Linked DNA regions of Homo sapiens: region 2 is linked to region 1. Evidence: chromatin contacts called from ENCODE Hi-C data. All regions are on one chromosome and are shown on one strand. The core of a region is the stretch at or near the end of the contact, and the rest is flanking DNA. Distances in the headings are between cores, read along the strand shown.

Region 1 (5,914 bases), core at 1,202-3,701:
ATTTTCTTTCTTTTTCCAATTGAATTAAACTACCTAGAAACATATCTGTTTAAACATGTTTTCAAAAACTAAGCTCTTTTTCAAAGTGTTATTTTTTCATTTTATTATTTATTAATTGCTATTTATATTTTTAATTCTCCCATTCTGTTTCTTTTTTTCTTAGGAGCAGAATGGCTAGAAAAGTTTCATTTTCTCTTGTTTAATACTGTAAGTGTTGAAGATTATGGCTTTTCCTATGATATAGCTGTGCTGTTCATTCATTTAAAGACACCTCTTTGAAGTATCTTCCCAGCCTGCAGCTTCTCTCCTTTCCACCTGCAACGATGGGTGGCTACAGGCATGTTTAGTCAATATAAACATCCAGCTGTGGCTCTCAGAGTCTCTGTCCTACAAATTTGAAGGGGCTTGAAAATCTAACAGAAATTTTTATTTATGAATGAAGATATATCTTCAACATCTTCAACACTTATATAATATTGACTAAGCCCAAATACTGCAGTGTTATTAACTTTACATCTCTTCGTAGGGCGAAGGTAGGTGAAAAATAGAGAGGAAAACTTAAATTAAAAAAGGTAAGATGCTTCATTTAGCAAACTGTGTGTCAGGTTTTCTTTCAGTTGGAGGCTCAGAGAAAAGTTAGGAAGAAGCTGGTCTTCCTACTTACCCTCAAGGTGCTCAGTGGTGGGAAATAGACTGGCACGTGACTGTGGAGTGTCAAGGTCCGAGGATACAAATAGCCTTGGTGGGGGACACAGGAGAGGCTACTAACCCAGATATGTGGGGGGTTATAGGCTATATCATGTCCCCCAAAATTCATGCTCAGGCCTAGCCCCCAGTGCCTCACAGTATGACTGTATTTCAAAATAAGGCTTTCAATAGGTGATTACATTAAAATGAGAACATTATGATGGGCCCTAACCCAATCTGACTGGTGTCCTTCCCAGAAGAGGAAATTTGGAACTTCAAGGAGACGCCAAGGATGCAAGCACAAAGGAAAGGTCCCGTGAGAACACAGAGAGAAGGAGGCGGTCTGCACGCTAGAAAGAGAGGCCTCAGAAAAAGCAAACCCTGCTGGCAACTTGATCTCCAGCTTCTCTGGCCACCTGAACTTTGAGAAAACAAATTTTCTATTGTTTAGGCGGCCCAGTCCGTGGTATTTTGTTATGGCAGCCAGGATAGACTAATACATCCAGAGAGGTGGATGGCATAGGGAAAAGGTCAAGCAGGCTTGAGGATGCAGTACTGTCTTAGAGAAGAAAAGGGAGTAACTAGAAGACTCTTACTTCCATATACTACATACACGTGAAACCACCGGTACATGCTAAATGTCCAAAAGTGAAATTCCTGAGAAAGAATAAAAACTATTCTATTCTCAAAGAGCTAAAAAATTTTAAACTCCTAATTCTTCTTTCTTCTTAGCCTATTAACCCACACTCCAACCACCTATCTATATTTCACGTTTGTTAAGACTTTTTTTTTCAGAATTAAATATAATCCCAAGTTTAAGTCCAATACTATTAAGACATAAAAAAAAAACTGCTTTCAGCTCATCTAATGTTTTCAATCTTCGTCTCAATTCTATTTTTTTGAGAGAGTTTCCCTGGAGAATATTATCTTTTTGTTTGTTTTTGGTTTGCTTGACATCATTTTTAAAAGGCATCAGTTAATGAGTAAACACAGAATAAAATATCCAAATAACTGCGCAAACACTGTTACACTGTTAGGCAGTTACACTGTTAGGCAGCAACAGTGCTGATGCTGGACTGTGGCAGGCAGAGGGTGCTATCCTGACACACTTCACCTTAGTGCAGGAAACTTCAATTTGGTGGAAGAAAGGCGATTTCGAGGTGCCAATCTGGGCGACACTTCCCAGTTGGAGAGTCAGCAAAAGGGAGAGGGCAATTCCAAGAAGAGGGAAAAGCTTGTGCACAGGTGAGTGTGTGCAAAGGTGAGTGTGTGCACAGGTGAGTGAGTGCACAGGTGAGATAAGATACAGGAGAGGGAAGAGCCAGAACTGCGCCCTGTTCCCGCAGGAAAGCAGCTCTGCAGGATTAGAGGGGCGGGGACGCGTGGTCAGAGCTAGGAGTTGAGGTCGGGGAGGGAGCCCATGGTCTGCAGGGCCTGGTCAGTCATCCAAGGGCAGTAGTGCGCCTGCAAGTGGGCGTTGAAGAGCCCGTTACACCGGGAAGGGACTTCTCTGTCCCTCGCGCGTGCACCCCCGCCCCCCTCCATGCACCCGGCATAAGCCGCAGAGGAGGAACTCAAACCAGGGTCGGGGCCGCCAGCCACCCGCAGAACGCACACGGAGCTACCTTGGGGCCGACGGCGCGGGGCCTCATTCGGTGTCAGCCCCGGGAGCCGGCGCCTGGGGACCGCGCAGGCCCGCGGAGCCGCGCACCTGGGGCCCCGGGGCCAAGCGTCTGCTCCCGAGCGCCGGCCGTTTATCGCGCACATCTCGCGGCGAGGAGGAGAGGCCGGAAGGGCGCCCCAGCCCCAGGGCTCCTGCCCCGCCTGGGCCTCCGGCTTTCGTTTCCCCGCAACGCTTCGCTTTCGTTTCCCGCTGGCGCCTGGCTCCCTCCGGGTTTCGTTTCCCGCCGGCGCCTGGCTCCCGCCAGGTTTCGTTTCCGAGGCGGGGCCGAGGGCGGCGTCGCTGAGGCGCCCATGGCCTTCGCCCGCCGGCTCCTGCGCGGGCCACTGTCGGGGCCGCTGCTCGGGCGGCGCGGGGTCTGCGCTGGGGCCATGGCTCCGCCGCGCCGCTTCGTCCTGGAGCTTCCCGACTGCACCCTGGCTCACTTCGCCCTAGGCGCCGACGCCCCCGGCGACGCAGACGCCCCCGACCCCCGCCTGGCGGCGCTGCTGGGGCCCCCGGAGCGCAGCTACTCGCTGTGCGTGCCCGTGACCCCGGACGCCGGCTGCGGGGCCCGGGTCCGGGCGGCGCGGCTGCACCAGCGCCTGCTGCACCAGCTGCGCCGCGGCCCCTTCCAGCGGTGCCAGCTGCTCAGGCTGCTCTGCTACTGCCCGGGCGGCCAGGCCGGCGGCGCACAGCAAGGCTTCCTGCTGCGCGACCCCCTGGATGACCCTGACACCCGGCAAGCGCTGCTCGAGCTGCTGGGCGCCTGTCAGGAGGCACCACGCCCGCACTTGGGCGAGTTCGAGGCCGACCCGCGCGGCCAGCTGTGGCAGCGCCTCTGGGAGGTGCAAGACGGCAGGCGGCTGCAGGTGGGCTGCGCACAGGTCGTGCCCGTCCCGGAGCCCCCGCTGCACCCGGTGGTGCCAGACTTGCCCAGTTCCGTGGTCTTCCCGGACCGGGAAGCCGCCCGGGCCGTTTTGGAGGAGGTAAGAGTTCTGTCCGCTTCCAGCTCCCAGCGTGGCATCTGAACCCTTCAGACCAGAGAACTGGACCAAGAGGCTGGTCTGTAGAGCCGGTTCTTGCCTGGGTGGTTTGTTTATTTCCGTTCACAAATCAGGTAGGGAAGGTGTCCTGTATGCCAGGCAACTCTTTTAAGATTCTTGTTTGCAAGGATCTTCCAACCTGACGTGGAACATAGACCTACACCAAGCCACGCGATGCTTGCTGTAAAAGCATCCCAACAGCAGTACAGAGGGAGTAAAGGGGCTGCCGGGAGTGAGGGAAAATAATGTCAGCTGGGAAGTAATTTTATTTGCTGATGATCACCATTCAAGGATCTTGGGGTGAAAAAGAAAATGCATGAGTTTAGGGGGTTTAAGAAATTTAGACTTAAATAGTGTTTACCTACCGACTGGCCATGAACCTTGTGCAGGTTACTCAACTACTCTAAGTTTTGCCCTTTGACATGTACAATTCCCATCTTGCGATGTTGTCCTGATTAAGGAAACATCTGACTCACAGCAGGTACCCACAGAAAGAGACTGAAAATTCTTTCTGATCGCAGGCTAGGCAGATGTCCTCCTGTGACACAGATGAGCCCTGAGGATGCCCCCATGGATCTTGGGAATATTTTCCAAGCTTACGGGACAGCGTTGTGGAGCAGTTAAGAGCGCAAGGTCAACCACGTGTATTTAAATTTAAACTCTGGCATTTATTAGCTGTGTCACTTTGAGCAAGTTTCTTCAACTCTCTGCCTCAGTTTCCTTAATTCATATGGTGGGAATAATAATAGCACCCCCCCACCCCAGTTCACAGAGATTGGCAACTGAATACTTGTAAAGCACTTAGAAGATTGCCATGCTCAGAGCAAGCACATAAGTGTCTGAGCCTCGCTCTGAGATGCTGTGAGCGTGCAGTGAGATAATGCACATTGAGGAACTGGGAATTCCCAGGGGGACGCTGCTCTGCCAGCTTCATGATTGCAGTGCTTGGCTGTTTATCTCAGCCCCCTGAATGGCTAGGAGAGGACATGCTGCAGATGAAGACTGCTCTCTCCAGCCCACTGTGCAGCTGATTTCCCATTCTTGTGAGACAGTGTTCCCAGCGGGCCTGTAGTTCCATGGTTGCGGTGTCACAGGACATTGTGATGATGTGCCTTGCCTGGCCTTTCTCAAAGCTGCTCAGTGAAGGCTGCAGGCCACCAAGCGATCCAGACAGGGACAGCTGTTTCGAGCCTCGGCTGCTCAATATAAAATAAAACACTCCAGTCCATCCTAGCATCGAAATACTCTGAATTCCCATGGCCTGGCACAGTGCTCAGTATAACTTAGGCCTTATTAGCATGCGGCAATATTGTGCTCAGCAATTTAGGTGTGATTTCTGCAAAAGCCCCCTGGCTTCATTGCTGATGGATAGACGTTGTTTTACAGTGTACCTCCTTTATTCCTGAAGCCCGGGCAGTGCTTGACCTGGTCGACCAGTGCCCAAAACAGATCCAGAAAGGAAAGTTCCAGGTTGTTGCCATCGAAGGACTGGATGCCACGGGTAAGATAATATTACCTTTTAGTTATAGGCAATGACACTAACTGATTAGTTGCAGAAACAGAAATACTTCCTGCAAAACCAAACTTTATATGGAGCCTTATGTGTGCCCCTACTGTGTGGCAGGCCCTGTGCTAGGCAGGCCCTGGGATGCAGAGATGAATAAGACCTTCAATATGAAGCAGCATGATGTGTGGGCGCGGATCCTCAGTGCTCTGGCGGAACACAGGAAGGGCACTGAATCTGGCCTCTGTGGGGCTTTGTCGGGTGGAGTGCATGGTCAAGGGTGATACCTGGATTGTATTTTAAGTACAGATAGGAGTTGGTCAGGTGATGAAAGCAGGTAACATCCTCCAGACAGAAGAAATAGCCTGGGCAAAGGTGCAGGGGCTTGAACCAGGGTGGTGTGTCCAGGAACCACAGGCAATTCAGAGATTCTTCTGGAGCAAAATGTGGAAGAACTAGGAAATGGAAGAAAAAAAAGCCTTCTGAGCTGTCAAACTGAGGTCAAAATATAATGTGTGCTCACATGAGACCAAAGTACAAAAGGGGCAGACATGCTGCTCCTGTGGCCCAGGACACACTGAGGAGAGGGTTGATGTTGGAGAACTAGCATCCGAGTGGTTCAGCGTAGGAGTTTCTCCTCCTGTGTAAACTTGAGGGGTACAGACTTTTAATAATATAAAAGGCAATTTCCATATAGAGGTACTTGTGAACCCAGCTAGGGAGATGTGGCACAGGTGATGGCCCATGTTGACCATCCTGGCTCCATGTGAAGGAGCGGGCCATGTCCTGGCCTTCAGGGAGACCAGCTGTCATCACTCAAATGTACTGGCCGTGTCCAGGACCCATCACAGTTTCTTTCAGCTGCAGAGGGAATTGTAACACCATCAATCCTTCAGCTGATGTGTTTTGTTGATCATTTATTTTGTACCCACAGCTAATTTAGATTTGGTGGGATTACAGGAGACATAAAAATTCAGCCTCAACACAAGCATCCACACATACAAATGTTACAAGGAG
Region 2 (5,914 bases), core at 1,005-3,504, 1.7 Mb before region 1:
GCCGGCTCCCATGCGGCAACCGGGAGGGTTCTGTGGCTTCATTGTCATCTTCATCATCGTGGCAGGGCCTGCTTGGGCCCGTATCTGCCACCTGCCTGGTCTAGGCCAGGCACGACGTGGGTGCTGAGGCGTCTCCTCTCCACCTCCTGGGCTTGGCCGCTGTGGCTGGTGTCTGGGCCCCTTGTCCCAACCTCCAGCCTGCAGTGCCCACTCCCACGTGAAAGACTGGCTCGTACATTTCCCCATTCAGCTGATGGTGAGTGCTGCGCTATTTTAAGCCCACATGGAAGTACTTTTTTTTTTTTTTTATAAGGACCATCTGCTACCGGCCCCAGCCCAGATGATACAGTTAGAGCCTACCCACAGCATCCTCCCCGCCTTCAGACAGTTCCAGGAACAGGGGTGAGTCACGCCCAGCTGAACTCCCGTCTAGCTCACCCGAGAGCTGGACCGGGCGCCAGCAGAGGGGGCTGCGCACGCTCCGTGGAGCAGGTGCACTCTGCCACCTCCGAGAGATGGGAAGGGGACCCTCACCCTCTGTCCCAGCTGTGCCCTGCTCCCTGTGAGGGACCAAGGCCTGGGTCACAAGTTCAATAGCAGATGCTGCTTCTTGTCACAGCAGCTTGTCCCACAGCAGGCCACACAGAAGCCACCCTGTTCTGGCTGCCCCTGGAAGCACCTTGGGTCTGCCTTGGTGCAGAGAGGGTGGGTCCCCCTTGCTGGGCTGCTTGGGATGGTGTCCTGGGTGGACATGCAGCTTGGGCCACTGGGAAGATGCGATTAAACACTGACCACCCCATTTTCTTTCTGGGTGAAGCATCAGGGCCCAGGCAAGCCTCCTCCACTGTGCTCACTCCCCCTCTCTCCTCTGACCCCTTCTCTCCTCTTCCCATCTCAGCACCTAGCGGCACGCTGTGAGCAGAGGTCGTCGGGGCAGAGACCCCAGTCAGACTTTGAATCTGGGCTCTGCCCCTCATAGGTGGATAGGTGGTGGAACCCAGGGCCAGGCCTATTTAATCCTGAGCCTCCCTTTGCACATCCGTAAAATGGGGATAGTCTTAGCTGCCTCCTAGGGTATGTGAACAGGAGTGGGATGATGCATGGAAGGATCCAGCATGCCACCTGGCTGATACTTTCTCCTCACTAGGGATTCTGAAGGGCCCGCCCTTGGCATTGGCTGAAACGCGGTGGGAGTATTGAAAACGCTGGACCTGTAACTCCACAGAGAAGCGCCTCCCCACCTCAACACCAGCACTGTTCTCAATGTGTGGTGGCCTCTCCCTGCCTGAGAGCTGGTCATTTTGGCTTCAGGGAGCCGGGTGAGGCAATGCACGGCCAGCAGGTCATTTGACCTCAACAGCGCAGGCTCTGCCGGCTGCGATTCCATCACCCCTGGACTAGCAGAACCACTGCCTTTGCAGGAGTCTCAAAGGCCTGGGCTTTTGGGGGTGCTTCTCCGCCACTCCTGACTGCTTCTTTCCCTTCGGGGGCCGTGGCTGGTGCCTGCTGCGGGGTCATTGCGTGACGCGAGCACCGCAGCATCTCAGGTGCACGCGCCCTTCGATGGCCCTGAGGTGCCCGGGAGCAGGCGAGGGCCGAGTCTTAACAGCTCCACTTCCTGTCCCCGAGTCTATCTGCCACTGCTCTGTAGAGTCCTACAGTTTATCTGTGGTCAGTTTTCTTACCCATTTCCTGCCAGCTGCTACTGGTTTTTTAGTCAGCTCTGACAGCTACGGTAATTGGGAAAGGACGCAGGCTGCTGGGGCCGGGTGATTCACCAGCTCTGGCCAACAGGGACAAGGAGCACAGACGGAGGCACCCCGTCGGTCCCCCAGGGCCTGGTCCCCCAGGCTTCAATGAGTGAGACACAGAAAAGACCCAGGGGCACACTCATTGTGAACCGAAAGCTGATCTCTGTGCACGCGCGCGTGCATGTGACATAAGGGAATTTTTTTTTTTTGAATGTGCCAGAGCCAATATAAATGGTTTCATGTTTTGAGAAGTCAGAACATAACTCCAGGCTGAGTGAGGCCCCTCTCCCGGGGAGCCCCATGTTTTCTCTGAGGTGTAACTGCGGTGAGTTGTCTGTGCCTCAGATTAGGATACTGGAGTCACACTTAACATTTTATTTCATGGCATTTCCAAAAACGAAGGGAAAACCCCCATTGCAGCAAATGACTCCTCCAAATAGAAAACTTTGTGTCTGTTTTGTAAATGCTGTGGAAGGGAGTTTTGGAGCTGCCTCACTGTCAGTCATCGCCCAGCCAGGTGCCTTTGGTTGCTGAGTGTTGCACTCAGGGGTGGGCTGCTGGCTGCCGAGCAGTGCCCCTCAGAGGCGGGGGCAGGACCAGCCACACAGCCTCACCTGTCTGGGCCTCTGGAGCCAGCGCCTCCGAGTTTTACCTGACTCTCCGGGTGGCCCTGTTGCCTACTCTAGTGTGAGAAGCACCTCTCTAGACTTTACTGGAAGCTAATATTAATTTTATTGATAGCCGTGGGTTATGGAGCATGAAAATGATCCTCCAATGCAGAATGAAATGACCCACTTCACACAGATTTACTGCCTTCCTCCCAGGCACCAGGATCTGTGCTGGGCACAGCAAGGGACCACCTGGCCTCGGGAGCTAAGGGCTCTGTCTCCAGGGGTCCCAGTCTGGAGAAGGTGGGTAAAGCAAACAAGGAAGCCTCCTAATAAGAAGTTCCCTAATCAGACATGGACTTTGCTGCCAGGAGCACCCAGTGGGGCCAGCCTGGGGCCCAGGGAGGTAAGCAGAAGGGGCTCACTGTAGTAGTAGGTGAGACACAAACAGTTTCATCCATGGGTAGGAAATAGATGAGGGGGAGGGAGAGAGTTAGGAGATGGTCATGGAGATTGCGGGTGCTAAGAATGGCCTTGGTGGGTTTGGGGTCATCCCTGCTCTGACACTGTACAGCACAGTCAGCTTGAACCAGTCCCTGACCTCTCTAAGGATCAGTTTTCTCATCCATGCAATGGGTTTAATGATAGTTCCTTTTGTGATTGTTGTGATACTTCAATGAGAGAATAATGCAAAGTGCTTAGTGCAGCCCTCACTAAGCTCAGTAAGGAGGGTGACTGCATCTGAGGGCAGTGGGAGCCACTGAGGGGGTTTCAGCCGGTGAGTGACGGGAGCAGATTTTTTTTTCTTGAATAATTCCTGGAAATGCTTTGATCATTTAGGCCAGCAGAGGCTCTTGGTTGAGCATGAGACGCATGAACCATTAAGATTGCAGGATATAATCATGTGCAAATTTTAGACAATACCTGAAATCCTAAAATGCATTTCCTTTTTCCCATCGCCATAGTTTTGGATCCTAAAATCAACCAAAAGCAGAATCTGACCACTTTCCAAAGCAATGGTCCTTTAGATTGAGAACAAAATCGTGGAACAGCGCTTCATTTTTCCCGTCTCAAGAAGTCACAAGGCCCAGAATGCAAGAAAATCATGGCTTTTCGATGACCAGGCCTTGTTGGAATGGCTGAGAAGCTCCTCAGCCCCGACCAGGTGCAGTGACTGCATTCGGCTCTCACGGAGCAGGTCTGAGTGGAGCCAGGATTTGCTCTGTTCAAAGATAAAAACCACTGGAGAGGGAAGCAGCAGATCACAGGGAGCGATCTCAATCCTATAGGGGCCTGCTCCGGGGTGTTTTGCACGAGGCTCCATGTTAAATAAGCCTCCATTCGAGCGCAGCCTCAGGACGGCCATCCTTCATTCCTCTCAGTCACACACCTTCCACTTCAGGATGGCCATCCTTCATTCCTCCCAGTCATGCACCTTCCACTGCCTGGTTCTCTGAGCGCTTCCGTCTAGCGGGAGAGACGCCTTCGACCAATAATTGCACATAGGTCTGGATGATGCCCAGCCACAGTCACTCCTCTAAAAGCAAGGAACTTGCTTCTGCAGAGTCAAACGGAGCTCACGTGAGGTTCCTGGAGGCACTGAGGTTTCTTTCTAGTCTCCTGTTTTGCACAGACCTTTTTCTTACTGAGCAATTCACTATCTGCTGGCTTCGGAAGAGGTGGATTGGGTTTCAGGTGGGGGCACCAAGAAGCAGCCAGATGTCCAAATTTGGAGGCAACTCAGGCCACCCAAGTGCCTGCACAGGAAAATGTATGCAGCTGCCGTGCCACATCAAAGGCAGGTGGTCCAGGGTGATCCGGGTGCTATTCGTGGCACAGGCACCAAAGTACTGTCATCCGAAGCATCCTCTATCTCGGTTTCCTCATCTCTAAAATGGGGCTCCATCTAAGTTTTCTGGTTCTGCAAAAACTCCTGAGCAAACCACTTCACTAGCCAGGAACCTGGTATGCCTGCCATGCCTGGGGCAGGCAGGGCTTTCCAATTTCCTCCCCAAGGTTTTCTGAGAATTCATCTGACAGTGTCTGTAAATGTCCCTCCATTCTCTTTCATAGAGGAAATGCTCACATTAGAAGAAAGTCTCTTATGACCAGCACTCCCCACTTTCAAGGTAGAATTTTTCTTGGCTCCCACAGCCCTGGGCTGGCTTCTGCACAGCCTCCCAGGGTCTTTTCCTAACCCACAAGTTGGATTCTGCCACTGGTCTTGCCTAATTCCCACTAAGAGCCCCTACGGGAAGACACCAGGGCTCTTTCCATCACCTGCCTCCCCTTGCCCTTCTGAAGGGCATGTGGCAGCAGCACAGAGCAGCTTCAGGCTCCCCAGTGGGGCTGGGCTCTTCCCAAGTCTCAGAGCCTCCCTTTGCATGCCCTTTCCTCTGATTGGCTCTGCAAACTCCTCTTCATCCTTCAGAACCCAGCTCTGTGATCAGCCTCTCTGGGAGGCCTTCCTCAACCTCCTTGTTCCCCTGATGACGGATTCCCTTCATCCACAGGCTCAGAGTCAGGGTCATGGGGAACCCTGAGGCCTGTTCCTGGTCATCCTGTAGGCCAGCCAGAGTGCCTCTCTCACTTTTGGGGAGCAGAGGCACATCCTCCTTGGTCCCACTTCATGGCCAGACTCCTGTCCATTGACCTCCCCAGCAAAGAAGCCTGGAATTCCTGTTTCAGAAAACCCTGCATGAGGCAGGCTGACTGCAGGGAGGGCTGCCACAGAGCTTGGCGATGGTAGAGACACCATTTCAGGCTGAAAGTGGAGTGGAGCTGATGAGAAGGGTCTCTGGGAAGGAGGGCTCAGCACAGCCCAACTGAAGGCAATTGCGAGGGTCCCCGCTTGTGTGTACAGCAGCCAGGGTTGTTCCACGGTGGGTAGGAGGGTATGGGGAGGGGACAGTGGTCCTGGAGGCCCCAGGGAAGGGTGGGAAGCCAGCTGTCTCAAGGATCCTCCTGCCCTTGCTGCCACCTTCAGGAGGGAGCAGTGGCCGTGAGAAAGGAAATAGAGACAGGGAGGGAGAGCCTGGCAGCCTGTCCTATTCCTGCCCCAGGCGACTGGCTTGTGACATGCAGATAGCTCCCTGGGTCTGGTTTTTCCTGTTACTGAAATTGCTGCTGCATGAAATTCTCTGGGCTAGGTCAGAAGTGGCAGCTGGGGAGTGTGCCCATGTGTGTAAAATGTCTCAGCTTAAAGAAACAGGAAATTCAGGACCAACTCGAACTCTGCGGCCCACGCCTTGTTTCCTAGAAAGGAAGGGGTCCATAACACGGGAGGCTGGGGCCCCGGGGTGAGGACAGGGATGACACAGGAGGCTGGGGTCCCCCAGTGGGGCCAGGGATGATATGGGGGGCTGGGGCCCTGCAGCGAGGACGGGGATGACACGGGAGGCTGGGGTGTCCCACTGGGGTTGGGGATGAGACAGGAGGCTGGATCCCTAGTGGGGTTGGGGATGACACAGGAGGCTGGGATCCCCCAGTGTGGTTGGGGATGACATGGGAGGCTGGGACCCCCCAAGTGGGGTCGGGGCTTTGGCCCAGAGAGGA

What was found. A loop is a pair of places that touch in the nucleus more often than their neighbours do. Pooled maps may share reads with other maps.
Region 2: a loop to region 1 is called in a pooled map, with 3 times the contacts of the local background. The contact joins the enhancer-like site here to the promoter of CMPK2 in region 1. A Hi-C loop is called at or near these places in 2 of 50 pooled maps.

The regions. Positions count from the first base shown.
Region 1 is chr2:6,862,444-6,868,357 of GRCh38, reverse strand. CMPK2 (cytidine/uridine monophosphate kinase 2) reads left to right here and starts at 2,451. Exons shown (of 5, transcript NM_207315.4): 1 at 2,451-3,336; 2 at 4,780-4,894. The coding sequence starts at 2,662. It also overlaps a transcript of RSAD2 not described here. RefSeq lists silencers at 2,191-2,460, 2,701-3,140 and an enhancer at 2,461-2,680.
Region 2 is chr2:8,539,636-8,545,549 of GRCh38, reverse strand. No RefSeq gene overlaps it. Among named protein-coding and RNA genes, the nearest start is that of LINC01814, 41 kb to the left of the region's middle. RefSeq lists enhancers at 1,097-1,156, 819-1,325, 1,326-1,832, 1,807-2,096, 2,107-2,156 and 3 more and a silencer at 297-591. Within about 2 kb of position 2,254, at least 27 of the 41 ENCODE cell types and tissues checked have a DNase peak (open chromatin) inside an H3K27ac peak, as active enhancers do.